Regions from separate parts of the Homo sapiens genome. Here region 2 is linked to region 1. Evidence: chromatin loops called from intact Hi-C (ENCODE). Cell type or tissue: heart right ventricle. All regions are shown on one strand.

The links. A loop is a pair of places that touch in the nucleus more often than their neighbours do. Peaks named below come from ENCODE experiments on the same cell type or tissue, not always from the same donor. Only the 100,000 strongest peaks of a DNase experiment are listed, where the experiment ranks them.
Region 2: a loop joins it to region 1, with 3 times the contacts of the local background. A loop is called at or near these places in 1 of 110 quality-filtered maps.

The regions. Positions count from the first base shown.
Region 1 is chr1:154,882,333-154,887,332 of GRCh38, forward strand. No RefSeq gene overlaps it. Among named protein-coding and RNA genes, the nearest start is that of KCNN3, 15 kb to the left of the region's middle. In heart right ventricle, no CTCF peak of the experiment used is centred here; no DNase peak of the experiment used is centred here.
Region 2 is chr1:154,452,362-154,457,361 of GRCh38, forward strand. It overlaps IL6R (interleukin 6 receptor), which reads left to right. Exons shown (of 10, transcript NM_000565.4): 9 at 2,127-2,220. Among named protein-coding and RNA genes, the nearest start is that of TDRD10, 47 kb to the right of the region's middle. In heart right ventricle, no CTCF peak of the experiment used is centred here; no DNase peak of the experiment used is centred here; H3K27ac peaks cover 883 bases.

The DNA.
Region 1 (5,000 bases):
GGCGGTGGAAGTCAGTGACTCAAAGCAGGTTCGGGGATTATCTGCTGTTTTCAATTATCCACATTCTTCATCACCATGGAGAATTGAGAATTGGGTGTATTTGCCTCCCCCTCAACACTGGTGCTGGCATTAGAGACGTGATTTGTACTTGGAGCAACTGTGGGTAAAGGACTTAGAATGGTCTCTGTGTAAAATTTCCCCAGCACTGAAATGTCATTAAATAGCTCTCCGTACCTGGCACCTCTTGGTCCCATTAAAAGTAACTGGAAGAGGCCTGTTGTGGCGGTTCATGCCTGTAATCCCAGCACTTTGGGAGGCCAAGGCAGGTGGATCACCTGAGGTCAGGACTTCCAGACCAGCCTGGCCAACGTGGTAAAACCCCATCTCTACTAAAAATACAAAAATTAGCCGGGCATGGTGGTAGGCGCCTGTAATCCCAGCTACTCAGGAGGCTGAGGCAGGAGAACTGCTTGAACCTGTGAGGTGGAATTTGCAGTGAGCCGAGATCATGCCACTGCACTCCAGCCTGGGCGACAGAGTGAGACTCTGTCTCAAAAAATAATAATAATAATAACTGGAAGATAAGCATACCTGAAGAGAAGAGAGCTGATGATTATTGAGCATCTGTGATGCACTCAATACTCATTTTGAGCCAAGGAAACTTCAGCTCAGAGAGGTTTTCTTGCCCATGGTTTGTCATAGCATGGAACGACAAACTGCTCCAAGGCAGGGCCTTCGATCCCAAGGCTTGTCCCCACCCTACCCTTCTCTCAGTGAGCTCAGACCTCTCTCAGAAGACATGGGGGCCCATCTTGGACCTCTGTGGTCCTGTCTGTGTCTACTAATATGCTTTCAATTGCCAGTCAAAAAAAAAAAAAAACCTCAAGAGAGTTTAAAAACAAGGAAATTTGTTATTTCACACACTAAAAACTCAAGAGGTAGAACAGTCCCGGGGTCATTAACTTGGCAGCACATGTCACCATGAGCACTGGCTCTTCCTGACTTTCTGCTCTGCCATCCTCAGCAGGTTGATCACAAGGTAGCCAGGGCACACTGAGGCATCCCATTGCCAACCTTCAAGTGCAACAGCAATGAAGGGAAGCCCCCTGCTGTGGATCTCTTTAATAATGAGAACATTTGTCCCAGAAGTCCCTAGACTTTCCTTTGCATCTCACTGGTCAAAGAATGGGTTAGGCTGGGGCATGGTGCCTCATGCCTGTAATCCCAGCATTTTGGAAGGCCAAGGCGGGCAGATTGCCTGAGGTCAGGAGTTCGAGACCAGCATGGCCAACATGTTGAAACCCCGTCTCTACTAAAAATACAAAAATTAGCTGGGTATGGTGGTGGGCACCTGTAATCCCAGCTACTCTCGGGAGGCTGAGGGAGGAGAACCACTTGAACCCAGGAGGCGGAGTTTGCAGTGAGCTGAGATCGCACCACTGCACTCCAGCCTGGGTGACAGAGCAAGACTCAGTCTCAAAAAAAATAAAAATGAAAAAGGGGGGGTTAAATGCTCAGACCTAAACCAACCACCAAGAAAAGGAAGGAGGAGTACCATCTTGGCTAGACTGGGGCCTGACTTCCTCTGAAGCAGATGGTAACCAGAGGAGTGTGGGCACACGGGGGGCTTAAGGCAGAAGTGGGGGTGCCATTGGCTCCTGGACAGAAGGCACTGCATGGCCACATCCGCCAATCCAGCCAGAGGTCTGAATGCTCCTACTTGTAGGGGTTCTTGTCCCCGGGGCAGCTCCCAGTGTGGACTCTGAGGACATGTGCCAGCTCCGTGTCCTTGTGGCTTAGATAAGAAGGGGTGAGGCACCGGCTCATACCAAAATGGGAACCTGCTGGCCTTATTGTGAGCTTATCTAGAGGACACACACGACCGACTTCATTAGAAAAATTGGGGGAAAAATCTTATTAAAGATTTGTTCTATCACATACCAGGGAAGCAAAGCCTTTCATGAAACCTAATGGGCAATACGGGTGATTTAAACAACTACACGGTACTGAGGTCTTTAATTTCCTGTAGGAAACCTGATGATTATCTGTCTGGAAATGCTTCAGCTCAAGTAGGGATATGTGCGAGTCAGAATGAAAAAGCTCTTTATATTTTCACACTTTAAATCCAGACCCTGTGAAAAGAGATCCTTGTCACGGGAGGCCAATCAAGTTCAGAGAGTCCGACTAACTTTGCCCTCCCCAAATGCCATCAAAGGCAAGTTGGGGCTCCATTAAATGGAGAAAACCAAGGGAGTGACCCCAAGGTCAGCAAGAGATACAAGAAAGAGAAAGACAGAGAGAGAAAGGTAGCAAAGCAAGAGAGACAGAGAAATGCTCCAAGAGACAGAAAGAGACAAAGAGCGAGAACAAGAGACCAGAGAATAGAAAAACAGACGAGAAGGAAAGAGGCAGACAGATGTGGCAAAGGAGGAGAAAGACACAGGGGAGAGAGAAAAACTGAGAAAAGGAGAGAAGAAAGAAAAGCAACAGAACTCGACAGACAAGAGATGGCTAATAATCACCTTTGCAAGATTTCTTAATGATACTAATATTTACCTGTTAGAATTTCCAGTTGTGAGTCCCCTTCTGAAAGCTGTCCTTGCTTTCTGTGTGAGGATAGAGATCTAGGGGTCACACATGTTTTTCTAGCCCAGCAGGATCCAGATGTTTCCAGTTCCTGAACTTGGGTCAAGATCCAGCGTTGAGAGGGTCATTATTCAAAGAGGCCTTGAACACACATGATGTTTAGTTAAACATGGGGTAAGAAAACAGCCAGGACACAAATGAGTTATTCTAATTTTGTGAGTTCAGACCTTTGAACTCAACTCCTCATTCTGGTCTCCTGGCTGGAATGAGGACAACAGTCTATAAACAATCCACATATTCTATCTTCCCTCATAGCACATGTAGGCATCTCTAAAAATAATTCCCAAAGTAGCTTAGGCTCCATTTCCCTCTATTTGTTGCCTAGAGAACTCTTATTCACCCCTCAAGGCCTTGTTCAAATGATCCTGCTTTAGGAGGCCTTCGCTGATCCCCAACATCCTCAAACAGGGTTAGCCATGCTGTATTCCCCTAATACTCTGTCGGGACCTCTGCTGAGGCCCTTCTCACATCACATTGTGATTATGTGTTTATGTTCTCCAGCATCTGGGACAATGCCAGGAACAAAGGAGGAACTCCATAAACACTCGTTGAATAAACGGTTGAGTAAATAAATAAGTCTGCCTCCCTGACAGGATTGTAAGCTGTTCAACTTGTATGGAATTAAGTTGAATCCCAGCACTTCAGAACAAAGGCGCACTTAGTGTCTACCTAGTTCAGCTCTCAATGATCAGTGTGTGGTTCATTACAAATACAAACAACTGAATCTAGCGCTCACCAAGCTCTTCTGACATCCCTGGAAATGCTTCTTTTTTTTTTTTTTTTTTTTTGAGACGGACTCTTGCTCTGTCGCCCAGGCTGGAGCACAATGGCACGATCTCGGCTCACTGCAACCTCTGCCTCCTGGGTTCAAGCGATTCTCCCACCTCAGCCTCCCAAGTAGCTGGGATTACAGGCATGCACCACCACGCCCAGCTAACATCCCTGGAAATACTTTTCTGACCTATGCCAATGTGTAAACATAGGAGAGTCTTAATGTATTTACTTTTCTGAATTTTCACGGTAAATGCTTGCTGATTATTAAAAGTTTGGGAAAAAATAGAAAACAATAAAGAAGCAGAAAGGTCACGTAAAATTCCTCTACCAAAGTAGGTATTGTTAAGATGTGGCATATTTCAGTCTTTTGCTATGCATTGTGTTTTCCTTATACAATTGAGATGACAATGTGTGTATATAGGTTTTAGAGCAGTTGTGCTGTAATTAGTGTGTACCTGATATTTTATGTTCTTGTTTCATTAAAGACAGTCTCATAGTGACAGTAAATCCCATCTCATTAACATATCAACATAACCCCACGTTTTTATTAGATAATGTCATGCTCCTCCCCCATCATATGTCTAGAATTTGCTTAGCCATTCACTCTTCTTAGGCAGTTGGGTGGTTTTCAGTTTTAGTTTCTGGCCATTTTAAGGATCATTGCTCTGAACTTCCAGGAAGTAGGTACATGTGGTTAGAGATAAAACTCCCAATAACATCATCATCCACAGACTCTCAAGTACTGCAGCTCAACCAGCTGAGATGGAAGTGAGGATAATGTGCTCCAGATCTTGCTAGCTGACTCCAGAGGTGGCTCTAGTGACAGTGGCACCCCTGTATCTGGATGTGCATAAAGCATGTGAGCTCAAGGAGGCTGGGACAGGCCTGTCTTGTTGCCCTTGGATTCCCCAAGCCCAGCACAGTGCCTGGCACATGACGAGTGAATGAACAAATGGTGCATGCTTGGACAGACGAATGCACTGTTATGCTCAGACACCTCAGCAGTGTGACTGGAGCCTCAGCCTTCTGTATGTTGTACTGTCTGGAACCCCAGGCCTCTGGGGAATTCTGGGAATGTTCCATGTTAGTGATAGGAAAGTGCTCTGAGCCTCTGGGCTAAAAGCACCGCCCTGCAGCCAGAGCATGCTCCCAGCTGAGCAGTAAATGTGAATGAACGGTGATGAGATGCTAAGGACAATGCTCCCCCAACTCCCAGTGCCCCCCTCCCACATGCCCACACATACCCACTTGCTGCCCACATGTGCCTCTCTCTGCTATCATCTGGGGTCACCTTCAGAGCGTCTATTTGGGCAGATAACCCACCAAGTTAGAAACAACATAATAGACACTTCACTTTGTCATCTGAGGAGCAGCACTACATGCTGGCCAACAAGACAGACCAGCAAGCCCAAGAGTGGCTTTCCAGTCATTTATTCCACAAACACTTCTTGGGCTTCTGCTGTGCCCAACCAGAGAATTAGAGATGAATAATATGTGTGTCCATCCTTGAGGAGTTCACCCTTATGTGCCAAATAGATTCGGCTGTGCCTCCAAAATCATCTCCTGGTCCAGCGTCTCCC
Region 2 (5,000 bases), 430 kb before region 1:
GCCACACTGCCCTCCTTGCTCCTCCACACATGCTCTACCTCAGGGCCTTTGCACTTGCTGTGTGCTCTGCCTGGACACGCTTCCTCTGACATTCACTTTGCCAGCTCCTTCCTATTACTCAAGTCTCTGCTCAGATGCACCCTTCTCCGGGAGGCTTTTCCTGATAATTTTTTTAAAAAACATTTGTTTGGCCGGGCGCGGTGGCTCACGCCTGTAATCCCAGCACTTTGGGAGCCGAGGCAGGTGGATCACGAGGTCAGGAGATCAGGACCATCCTGGCTAACACGGTGAAACCCCGTCTCTACTAAAAATACAAAAAATTAGCCGGGTGTGGTGGCGGGTGCCTGTAGTCCCAGCTCCTCGGGAGGCTGAGGCAGGAGAATAGGGTGAACCCGGGAGGCGGAGGTTGCAGTGAGCCGAGACAGCGCCACTGAGCAAGACTCCGTCTCAAAAAAAAAAAAAATTCATTTGTCTGTCTCCCTTGATTGGATGTAAGATCCATTTAGATACATGATAGGCACTCAAAGAATATTTGTTGGATGAAAGAAGGAACAAATATATGGCCAGGCGCCGTGGCTCATGCCTGTAATCCCAGCACTTTGGGAGGCCGAGGTGGGCGGATCACCTAAGGTCAGGAGTTGGAGACCAGCTTGGGCAACATGGCAAAACCTCATCTCTACAAAAAATACAAAAATTAGCCGGGCATGGTGGCATGTGCCTATTGTCCCAGGTACTTGGGAGGCTGAGGTAGGAGAATTGCTTGAACCCGGGAGGCGGAGGCTGCAGTGAGCGGAGATCACACCACTGCACTCCAGCCTGGGTGACAAGAGCGAGACTCCATTTCAAAAAAAAAGAAGGAACAAATAGAAAAGATGATGAAATGTTAATAAATGAGCAAGCCAAGCATACTGCTTTCATTACACAGCTGCATCTCTCAAGAGACATGGGACATGCTTGGAGAAACTTGTCTTTGCAGCCAGCGCCCGCTCACCAGTCTGGGCTCTCTGCGCTGCCTGACTCTAGTAGGCATCTGAAGTGATGGCTGGCAGGCAGCCTCTTCGTCAGCAGTGGATTGCATTTTGGGTAGAAGAGCCTGAATGCTGGGTCCATACAACTGTGACTGCATTCCCAGCAGAAGGAGATGGTTTTGTTTAGATGTGCCCTCTGTCTAGTCCAGGGACTCTGGCAGTGGTAGGAAGAGCCTTTCTGTGGGAAGACATGGCTGCTTGCAAAGCTGGTTTGTTCTTTCCTTCATTCAAAGAAATATTTTGGCGATCCTACTTTGTATTCGGCACTGTGTAAGCTGCTGGCAGTGTTACAGTGAAAAAGACACATGTGGTCCCTGCCTTCAGGGAACTCAGTCTAGAGGTGGAAATGGAGAAATACTGGGAGGGGCACTTGCTCAGCTTGGAGTGGGGTCAATTCTCAAAGGAAATGACATCACCTCATCTGAGATCCAAAGGCCAAGTAGGGACTAGACCACAAAAGGGTGCAGCAAAGGTAGAGAAAACAGACAGGAGAGAAGAGGGAACGTGTGTGGAGAGCCCTGGAGGAAAAAGATCATGGCTTGTTGGAGAACTGAATGAAGTTCATATGGCTGGGGCTTGAGTACCAAATGCAGGGACAGGCAAGAGATGACACCCCCATGGAGAAAACTGCTTCCAAACACTTGATTTAAAGCATCCAATCCTCTCTGACATTGTCCTCAAAGGAACTGCCATCAAGGAGGTCCCCAAAGCCTTCCGTTTGTTGTACCCTCTTTGTGCCTTGTGGGAGCAGGTGGAATGTCACCAGAAAAGCCACTCTGAAAGTGAGTAGGAGTCTGTGGCTAGCCACAGGCGCTCAGAAACCCTGAGCTTGAGGTGTCTCTCTTGCCAAGTGGTGGAATCCTGGAATCTAGAGTGGGCTTTGTTAAGAAACAAACAAACAAACAAACAAAAAACAGTTAAGCTTGTCAAATGGCCTGTTGGTTGGCAGAGCTGTTTCATTTTCTGGGAGGGGGGTTGGAGGGGAAGGTTCCTTTGAGGCTTTTGACAGCACCAGCTAAGTGGTTTTCTTCTCCTCCTATTCCTTTTTCTCCATATTCTCCTCTTCCTCCTCTATCTTCAATTTTTTTTTTAACCTAGTGCAAGATTCTTCTTCAGTACCACTGCCCACATTCCTGGTTGCTGGAGGGAGCCTGGCCTTCGGAACGCTCCTCTGCATTGCCATTGTTCTGAGGTGAGATGGGTCCCAGGGGATGGCCCTGTGGTGTTCTCATATTTCTTATCTAGCTTTCCTTTGCCCATTCTGAAATTTATGGTGCATTTATTCATTCATTTATCCATTCATCAAATGAATGCACACACCACAACACACACAACACCTACTATTATGCCAAGCCGTGTTTTAGGTGCTGCAGGAGACAATGCTGGGCAGGACAGATACAGTCTCAGGAAGAAGTCAGACACGAAGAGGTAATCACTACTGTGGTAAGAGCTACAAAAAGCATGCCATGGTGAGGAGAACTGACCTGGCATTAAGGAGGAAGAGGAATTGGTCTGAGAAAGAAGAGGGTTCTTTTTTTTTGAGTCAGCATCTCACTCTGTCACCCAGGCTGGAGTGCTGTGGTGCAATCTCGCCTCACAGGACAACCTCTGCCTCCTAGGTTCAAGTGATCCTCCCACCTCAGCCTCTGGAATAGCTGGGACTGCAGGTGCACACCACCCTGCCTAGCTAATTTTTCTATTTTTTGTTGAGATGAGGTTTCATGTTGCCCAGGCTGGTCTCAAACTCCCAGGGTCAAGTGATCCGCCTGCCTTGGCCTCCCAATGTGTTGGGATTACAGGTGTGAACTACCATGCCCGGCCCAAAGAGGGTTCTTAGGAGAGAAGCCCAGCATGTAATATGGTTGACAGCGTGTGCATGCACGTGTCTGTGAAGGGGGCGCAGCACGGTTGGGGCAATATGGGGCAGGAAGAGTGGACAGGTAGGCTGGCACCAGGTCATAAAAGGCCTTGAAAGAGGTGGGAGGATTTTAGGCCTTCTCTTGAGGCTAAGGAGTGTCTGTTGGAGTTTTTTTCTTTTTCTTTTTCTTTCTCTTTCTTTTCTTTTCTTTTTTTTTTTTTTTTGAGACAGAGTCTTGCTCTGTCGCCCAGGCTGGAGTGCAGTGGTGCGATCTCAGCTCACTGCAACCCCACCTTCTGGGTTCACACCATTCTCCTGCCTCAGCCTCCTGAGTAGCTGGGACCACAGGTGCCCGCTACCATGCCCGGCTAATATTTTGTGTTTTTAGTAGAGACAGGGTTTCACCGTGTCAGCCAGGATGGTCTCGATCTCCTGACCTCGTGATCCGCCTGCCTCAGCCTCCCAAAGTGCTGGGATTACAGGCGTGAGCCACCGCGCCCAGCCTGTGGAGTTTTAAGAAGAACCTGGGCCAGGCGCTGTGGCTCACGCTTGTAATTCCATCACTTTGGGAGGCTGAGGCAGGTGGATCACCTGAGGTCAGGAGTTCGAGACCAGCCTGGCCAAAATGATAAAACCCTGTCTCTACTAAAAATACAAAAATTTGCTGGGCATGGTAGTGCTTGACTGTAATCCCAGCTACTCGGGAAACTGAGGCAGGAGAATCACTTGAACCTGGGAAGCGGAGGTTGCAGTGAGCCAAGATTGCGCCACTGCAATCCAGCCTGGGTGACAGAATGAGACTCATCTCAAACAAAGAAAACCAAAAAGTCACTCTCAATGCAGTTTGGAGACTGGATGGGGTGAGTGAAAATGGATGCAGTAGCCCAGGGTCTGGGCAAGAGATAATAATAAACTGTTTTAGGATGGTGGCAATGGGTTGGAGAGCCATGAATAGATTCTTTTTTTTTTTTTTTTGAGATGGAGTTTCGCTTTTGTTGCCCAGGCTGGAGTGCAGTGGTGCAATCTCAGCTCACTGCAACTTCCGCCTCCCGGGTTCAAGCGATTCTTGTGCCTCAGCCTCCTGAGTAGCTGGGATTGCAGGTGAATGTCACTACGCCCGGCTAATTTTTTGTATTTTCAGTAGAAATGGGATTTCATCATGTTGGCCAGGCTGGTCTTGATCTCCTGACCTCAGATGATCCGCCCGCCTCCGCCTCCCAAAGTGCTGGGATTACAGGCGTGAGCCACTGCACCCGGCCTCAAGATATATTTTAGAGGTAGAATTGACAAGGCTTGACAACAGATTAGATGAGGAGGATGAAGGAGAGGGAGGAGTCCGGGATGACCCTCCCATTTCTGGCTTCAGCAGTTGGGCAGATGATACTGTCATTCACTAAGACTGGAAACACCTGAGGATAGACAAGTCTCAGTGAAAAGTGGTGATTCCACTTTGGGACCCACTTGAGTTTGAGATGCCCCGAGAACCTCAAGCGGACACGCTTGGCAGGCAACACAGATCGTCACCAGCAAGTAGATGGCAATAAGAGTCATTGGGTGGGGGTTGGGGATAGGGCTGAACCCTGTGGGGATCCAAGGTGAAAAGTTCTGTAGAGAAGGAAGTGTTGGGAAAGGGGCTGAGAGGAACCACAAGATTCTGGTGTTGTAAGAACGAGAGGGAGGGAGTGTGCATTAGACACTGAAGAAACACAGTAGGTGTTGGAATTACAACATGAATATGACCTTTCCTCCCTTCCGAGAACCACATACTCAAATGATGAAAATACCATGTGAAGGTATTTTCATGGTAGCTAACGCCTGTAATCCCAACACTTTGGGAGGCCGAGGCAGGTGGATCACTTCATGTCAGGAGTTCAAGACCAGCCTGACCAACATGGTGAAACTCCGTCTCTACTAAAAACACAAAAATTAGCTGGGCATAGTGGCACATGCCTGTAATCTCAGCTACTTGGGAGGCTGAAGCAGGAGAATTGCTTGAACCCAGGAGGCAGAGGTTGCAGTGAGCCAAGATTGCACCACTGCACTCCAGCCTGGACAACAGAGCAAGACTCCGTCTCAAAAAAAAAAAAAAAAAAAAAAGAAAAGAAAAGAAGAAA